2 separate regions of the Homo sapiens genome follow, and region 1 is linked to region 2. Evidence: read pairs that join two places in POLR2A ChIA-PET (ENCODE). Cell type or tissue: HepG2. All regions are shown on one strand.

Region 1 (4,000 bases), 450 kb after region 2:
CTGAGCTTTTAAAAAATAGAAAATTTCAGCACAAAAATTTTCTTGTCCTTTTATCAATTATGCCTATAAAAAGTTATGCATTTCAAAATCTTATATTTAACCAATAAATATTTTCCAATACTAGCTAGATACCAAGAATGCAATGTCCACTATTTCTTAAATATCATAAAACCTGCCAAGTGATGCCATCCTTTCCTTAGGATATTTAGAGTGGTGGGAATAAAGGAATAGACAGCTTCTGCGCCTACTTTAAAAGAAATGATACTATCAAAGAAGTTTTACAATGACTTATACTAACTTCTCAGATTGAATGTCTTCAGCAATGGAACTATGAAAATTTTTGGTTTGTTTTTATTTCCATTTTTTCTGCAGGCTAATGGGCCAGATTTCAATGTCTGATTAAAGACATACAGATAAGGGCAGATGGCAGAGGCTTCCAAAGGAACACAGGAAAAGGAAGGTCAATGGTGCATGACCAGCAGTAAATCCCAAGTCCTATCCAAGAGGGGTCGTTCTCAGCCCTCAGACAGTGTCTCTCACCATGCTTTCCTTCTTCCAGGAGCAGTACCCCTACTGCTCCTTCCCCTTCTTGGGGTAATTACAGTACCCCATCCTCTCAGCTTTATTGTTATAGTCTGCATTTGGAGCTGTGAGAGGCAGTGAAAATTTCAGGCAATTCTTTGGACATAAGAAAAACAAAATTCACTCCATCAGGTACTCATTAGGTGCAATGTCCTGTAAAACATTTCAGATGCCAAAGGTCTAGACCAGCCCTGACCAAATAAAGTATATGTTTCTCTTATGATTAACCCCCCGCCCTTTTTTTTTTCGGTCTGGCTCTGTCACCCAGGCTAGAGTACAGTTGTACAATCTCGGCTCACTGCAAGCTCTGCCTCTTGGGTTCAAGCGATTCTCCTGCCTTAGCCTCCAAAGTAGTTGGTGTTACAGGTGGGTGCCACCTCGCCTGGCTAATTTTTGTACTTTTAGTAGAGATGGGGTTTCACCATGTTGGCCAGACTGGTCTAGATCTCCTGACCTCAGGTGGTCCGCTCACCTCAGCTTTCCAAAGTGCTGGCATTACCAGTATGAGCCACCACGCCCAGCCAAAAACTCATTTTTAGAATAGGTTTTCTACAGTATTTATTGCTTATTCTAGTCATGGACTAAAGTCATAGGACTGATAGCAGACACAATAAAAATAAAAAATTGAAAGTCTTAATGTTACATGTAAATCTTTTCAGTTGCTTCTAATGAAAATTTAATATAAAATAACTTGCAGATTAAGTTATGGGTTTAATCACACTGAAAATCAATAATGATGATAGATTACCAAATTTACAGGTAGTAGTAATAAAGATAATTAACATGTACTGAGTGCCTACCCAATTTACAGTCAGACATTGCAATAAATGTGTTTCAGGAATTCTTTCTCTCAATCTTTACAACCTATAAGCTGGTTATATTATCCCCAGTTTACAAATAAGGAAACTGCAAGGCATAGAGATAGCAAATAACTTGTCCAAGGTCACTCAGCTAAGTAATGGAGCTCTTCCCACAACATAACTCGTGGAAATGAACCAAACAGGTAAAGCAAAACCTGTGTGTCAAAAGAACCTGGGTAGGTAACTCTGTCCTTCCCTCCAGCGTACACAATACACAATGGCCTTTTGTGTGAGCCCCCAGCACCTCTGGCTTCTCCTGACTCCACCCTCCTCAATGCTTACACAGCCTCAGAGTATTCTGCTCCCTTTTGAGCTGGAATATTTACTCCTATGTAACATGCACATTTCACAACACAGCTTTGTGGCTATTAGATTTCCAGCTTTTGGCTTTAAATATACACTAGGAAGGCTCAGGTACCACCCTGGAGGTGCACCACTGAGAATAACCAAAAGGAAGTACTTCATTCCAAACACTACAAAGGAGGGTTCAGGTCTTCATGGGGCAGAAACAGGCAGCTTTTCATATTGGCACTTTCTTTTTTTTTTTTTTTTTTTTTTTTTTTGAGACCAAGTCTCATTCTGTTGCCCAGGCTGGAGTGTAGTGGCACAACCTCAGCTCACTGCAACCTCCACCTTCCAGGTTCAAGCCATTCTTGTGGCACTTTCTAACGAATAGTAAGAAGTTGAACAATGTAAGCATGCCTCCCTAGCTTTAAATAACAGGTGAATGAGATACATAAGAACAAGAGGTAGGCTTGAGGGGAGGGAATAATTGAACCCTGGCATATAAAGTTAAGGTCAAAGAAAAAATAACAAACTATAGGCCCAGCCCTGGCATAAATTAAAACACATAATCATGGCAATAATAGTATTAACAGTTTTAAATTTCCAACTACAGGTAGTTAGCAGTAATTAAAAAATATTTATTGGCCAGGTGCAGTGGCTTATGCCTGTAATCCCAACACTTTGGGAAGCCGAGCAGGAACAATGGCTTGAGGCCAGGAGTTCAAGATCAGCCTGGGCAATGTAGTGACACCCCATTTAAAATAAATAATAAAAAAAAAAAAGCCAGGCATGGTAGTGTACATCTGTAGTCCCAGCTACTCAGGAGGCTGAGATGGGAAGAGAGCTTGAGCCTAGAAGTTCAAGTCTACAGTGAGATATGATTGTAGGCGACAGTGAGACCCTGTCTCAAAAACAAAAATTATTGAGCAAGTACTGGAAATTTTACACACATCATCTCTAATCTTAATAAACTTGAAAGCAGGTATTGCTATTCCCATTTCAAAGATAAGAAAACTGAGGTTCAAAGAAGTTAAGATGGTCATGGGCACAGAACTAGAAAACAGCACTAGGCTGTCCTAATTCCAAAGCCCCCATACATTCTGCTATACCATGCTGCTGCTCACATCACGGGTAAATCAAGATTACTTATAAAAGGAGGATCACCGTTACATGTAAGTCTCCTGAGTGGCTCACAAGGCCCAGGATCCCTGCTGCCCAGCACCACTCCGGCCAGCCATTGCCACCCTCTGTTCCAGCCCTGACTTCTGCCTCTCTAGGGACAAGCTGGACTTCTAATCTAATTGATACACAGAAAATAAAACCACAGGAGTGAATTACCAAAGACTTTATTCTGTTTCCAGATGCTCATATGATATCACCTAGAGCACAATCCCCTTTATTCTGCCTCTAACACATGCTAGACTTACTGTCATTTTCACGGTTTTATTTTCAGCACCTTCCACGGTGCCTGGTGTAGAGTAGGTTCGACTGTTTTTAAATCAAAGAGTAAAAGTAATACACTGTGTTACATTAAACCAAAGGAATAAACAAGGTAGATGGGGAGAAAGTTTACAGATGCACTTAATTAATATAAGTAACTGACTTAATTCCGCAGTTGACCAAGTGTGACACACTAGAAGCATTCCCATTCCTCATTTAATAAGTTCAGGCTGCTGGCCTCAACACTATCACTTAGCATCATTTTGAAAGTGTTAACCAATGAGAAGAGACAGGAATAAATATCTGAAAGGATATGGCAATGTGTCACTACAGTTTGCATAAAAGGATTATGCCCCACCCCCACCCACCCAGATAATTAACTGGAAAACTTTATTAGAAGTAATAAAAGAGTGGAGCACCATGACCAGAAAAAAATAAACAAGAAAAAAATGATGAACAATATTAAGCAGTAAAAGAAAAAAAATCCTGTAGAATATTATGCATAGAGCAATTTCATTTATGTCCTCCAACCTTTATAGTTAAGTGTTCATATATGTTTATGAAAGTTTCCATACTTATATTTCCAAAAGATATTTGAAACGTATTTTTTCCCTAGGCAAGTAATGGACCTCTTGCCACAACATAACTCTTGAAAGTGAACCAAATATGGACCAAAATTAACAGTGATTACTGCTGGTATATATGTTTGTTATACAGTATGCCCTGTTCTCATGTTTTAATGACAATCCTATCATTTTACAGTTGAGCAAACTAAAGTCTAAAGGTTAAATAACTGTCAAATGTCTCAAAGCTACTAGGTCAAATCTGAGTCC
Region 2 (4,000 bases):
AATAAACACGAAGAGATATTTTCCAGAACACAATTGGCAGAGATGGTGCCAGAACACAACAAAAAACTTTCTGAGGCCAACCTTCTATTTAATATCCAAATAAACTATCAGCACAATCTATCCAACTTTTATTTTTGTCATCAGTCACAGTTCTCTACTATATTTGTAAAAGGATGCTTTATCTTGGCATAGCTGCAGCCCATTTCTGTGTTAAGATTTTTACATTACATAGTATTATTGCTATTTTCTCACACTGTGTACCTTCCTGTGCAAATCTCCCTCCCAAACGCTGACAATCAGCAGCTTATCTTCTTGATACCTAGATTCCTACTGGCCAACACCTCTCAATTCCTCTCTCAGCTACTTTTGTTTTCCTTTGTCCTACACTGTTTACCAACCCTTTCTCTTCCTCATTTTCTCCTTCTGCAAATAAAAACCTAAAAAAGAAACAGAAATTCCTTACTTTCTATCCTCCCTAATCTAGTGTTTCTCAATGCATGATCTTCTGATGCTCTTAATTAAAATCACTAGAGGGCTTTTAAAAACACTATACAGGTTCCCAGGCCCCACCTAGATCAACTGAATCATGTCTTTGGGAATATGGCCCGGGTCACCCATGTTTAATCAATCAGGTTGATTCATTCACAGGCTAAAGCTTGAGATCACCAACTTAACCACAAGGAAAAAAGAAAAACAAAACAATAACAACAAAAAAATTGCACCACTGTTGTCAAGCTTCATGATTTATAGAGTCAAGTACAAAAGCATATTGTACAGACTGATGACACAATGTACAACTGTGCTAGATACAGTGTCGTACATATGCTGTGATGTTAGAATATGAGGTACAGGCTTGCACACATTGCCCTTCAACCTGGAACCTCTTTTGCTCACTTATCTCATTTCTATGTCTTTCAAAACCAGATTTCTCCATGAAGCCTTCCCTGGCTCCTCCTGCCTCTCCTTTCAAAAGCCAGGTTCACATGTTGTTCACACCTCTCTTTATATTAATGATCAGACTGTATTTCTCATTGTTTCTTCATGGGGCTGTCTCCTCCTTCAAAGTATGAAGTTCATCAGAGCTATCTGTTTATCTCCAACAATTTATGAATATATGTGTCCCTATGCTATATGGCAAGTGCACAATAAATAGTTGTTGAATTAATGAACTATAAAAAACTAGAAGAACAAGAACCCATCCAAGTGATTTTGCAAAGTTTAAAATGAGACACTATAAATTATCTAGGTGAGTGCTGCATTAGAAATGAAATATATTATTCAAGTTCTACTCTCAGATTTTATTGATTTCCTTATGGAAAACATGTGCTGTGTTCAAAGTCAAAGAAGCTTTAATGCAAGTCAGATCTTCCTTCGTAATCCTTTGGAAATAGCCTTTGACAATGAGGAGAGAGTGAAATGTGACTTGTCACATTATAAATAAGGCTAAAAATACACACTTGATGTCATCTAGTGTTTGGTGTTCCAAGAACCAAAACTAGTCATTGCAACATTTCAGCTTAACATCTGCTCTTTCAACCTGTTCAGCTGGTTGTTTGTAAAACATTCCAGCTTATCTCTTCAAAGTAATGTGAGTGGGAGTAGGAACCCTTTGTTGAGAACATTTTTTAAGTAAGATTCTAGAGGGCCAGTTATTTGTGGAAACCAGCTGATGGAAGGGGGCAGCTGGAGGAGCCAGAGATAGGTGAAGAGAATAATTTGATCCTCCTGTGACTTTTCCTAGTGCTGACTTCCATCTTCCCAGCTGAGAACTCCTGTGATAGCTTCCTGTCTATCCCCCCACCTCCACCACTGGCTCATTCCTCCCTGCAGTCTAGTCTCTCCCCAAGCCCCACCACAGCAGACAACTTCAGCTGAAGAACATTTTGGTTTGAACTGTCCTAAAAATGGAGACACCCCTTTCTTGGATTTCTTTAATTGATATATCATACTTGTATGTATTTGGAGTTACATGTTATATTTTGATACATGTATACAACATGCAATGATTAAATCATGGTAATTGGATATCTGTCATCTCAAACATTTATCTTTTATCTTTTCTTTGTGTTGGGAACATTACACTTCTTCTCTTTTAGCTATTTTGAAATATAAATAAGTTATTATTAACTATAATTTCCCTTCTGTACTATTAAATACTAGAACGTATTCCTTCTATCTAACTGAATTTTTGTACCCATTAACCCAATTCTAAACATTCTACAACTATAAATCACTGGCAAGGAAAAAATGATAAATCAAAACAAAACATCAGAACTTAAAAACAGCTGGATTTTCTTCCAGGTGGAGTTGATGCCCTCTGAATTTTCTTGTAAGTTGTATACTTTCTTCAGAGAAGATCAGAATATTATCCTCTAGGATTAGGGTAACCTTTTATAGGAAGAACTGACACTCTCCAAATTCTCCCTCAACCAGCTTCTTAGTGCCCCACATTCCACAATTAGATGCTCATTTGTTGGTTTAAAACTTCTGTAGCTTTGCTTGTTTACTTTTCACTCCCTCATCGTGTTTATACATCATGACCTTAACATGGATACCTCAGAGTGGAAATATTTGTCAGATCTATTTCTAAGACCAAAAGACATTGGGGAGGATGCTGTTGTGAGGGTGGGGGTTGGGGAGTAACTGGGAGTTCCAGGGCCCACTTGGGCTGCCAGGAGGGAGGGAATCACAGGACGTCTTCAGGCCTATCTCATTTTCTTCACAATTTCCCCTGCCCCGTCCTACTCAGAATGTGAAAAAGCACAGCTTTTTGCCATATGTTCTTTGATTCCCCTGGTTAGCAATAGTCCTGAAATATCAAAATGCTTTTGCTATTTAAGACCTTAATGCTCTTTAAAGACTTTTTTATTAACTGTAGCACGTAAGTCCAAGTTACGGCAAGAGACTTAAAGTTGTTCGAGGCATTGCCAGTAATTCAGGACAGGATCACAAAAGCAATAAAAATGGGAGAAAGAAAAAGATGATGATGCATTGCTGATGCAGTACCTGAGATTTTCATGTCACAGGCTGAACATAGGTACAAGTTTTCCCACAGAAATAAATTCTACCAACTGTTATGTATCCGCAGCAGAGAAGGAAGGTATGATTCAGAAATTAATTTCTATCAAATTGTTTATAGCTCTATTTTGATTATCCACACTTTCATATTTGTAATATTATGTTAACAGAAAAGTAATCGCGGTTTTTGCCATTACTTTCAATGGCAAAAACCGCGATTACTTTTGCACCAACCTAATAGCTGAAAAAGAGTTAGCAAATAAAAACCTGAAAATGTACTATGCAGCCCTTTCTAAAACCTTTCCACAGCTCATCCTTTCTTCCAGCCATTAGGTCCAGCACCAAATTCTTTCCTTCTGCCTCTCCATTACCAGGACTAGTTAGTGCTTTAATGTTCCTTATTATTCACGAATTATCTGACCAAAATAACCCAGTCATTGTTAAAATTAATTCCTCTGAAACGGTTTAAAAATACGGCACATAAAATTTAATTAGGCTAATAAATACTTGGAATATTGTTAAGATATTACAAATGAAGGATACAGGAACTTATGGTCTAGTGGGGAATTTACAGTCTAGATCAAAACTATAGCCGCCAAGGAAGAAGACAAAGCAAATGCAGCTTTGCCATTGAAGAGGCACAGAGCGCTGTTGGAGCACCAAGGAGAGAGATATTATTTCTGTCTGAAAGGAGAAGGGAAATGCTCATAAAGGAGGAAGATGGTAGCTAATTGAGATAACCACCGATTTGTGAACACCACTTCTTTGAATGATCATTATGAAAAATATCTATGAACTAGATTCTTCTCTACATAGAAGTTTGAACAAAGCATTAAATGTTGAAGGCAGGAAGTTACCTAAACTACTAAATAAAAATAATTTATTTTTGTTATACCCTGACGTCTGTTAATAACAGATAACACTTCCTTGAAAGTCAGAGTTTCAGTTAAATACTGGGTAGAGAGTGAATTAAAAAGCAATA

Evidence for each region. Peaks named below come from ENCODE experiments on the same cell type or tissue, not always from the same donor. Only the 100,000 strongest peaks of a DNase experiment are listed, where the experiment ranks them.
Region 1: POLR2A ChIA-PET joins it to region 2 with 9 read pairs; 1 of 35 experiments calls an interaction of 5 or more read pairs at or near these places.

What each region holds. Positions count from the first base shown.
Region 1 is chr3:151,176,163-151,180,162 of GRCh38, reverse strand. The region is part of intron 11 of MED12L (mediator complex subunit 12L); the gene reads right to left. Among named protein-coding and RNA genes, the nearest start is that of GPR171, 25 kb to the left of the region's middle. In HepG2, no CTCF peak of the experiment used is centred here; DNase peaks (open chromatin) are centred at 1,692 and 3,989.
Region 2 is chr3:151,628,790-151,632,789 of GRCh38, reverse strand. All of the region lies in intron 1 of LINC02066 (long intergenic non-protein coding RNA 2066), which reads right to left. Among named protein-coding and RNA genes, the nearest start is that of MIR5186, 65 kb to the right of the region's middle. In HepG2, no CTCF peak of the experiment used is centred here; DNase peaks (open chromatin) are centred at 1,519 and 2,549.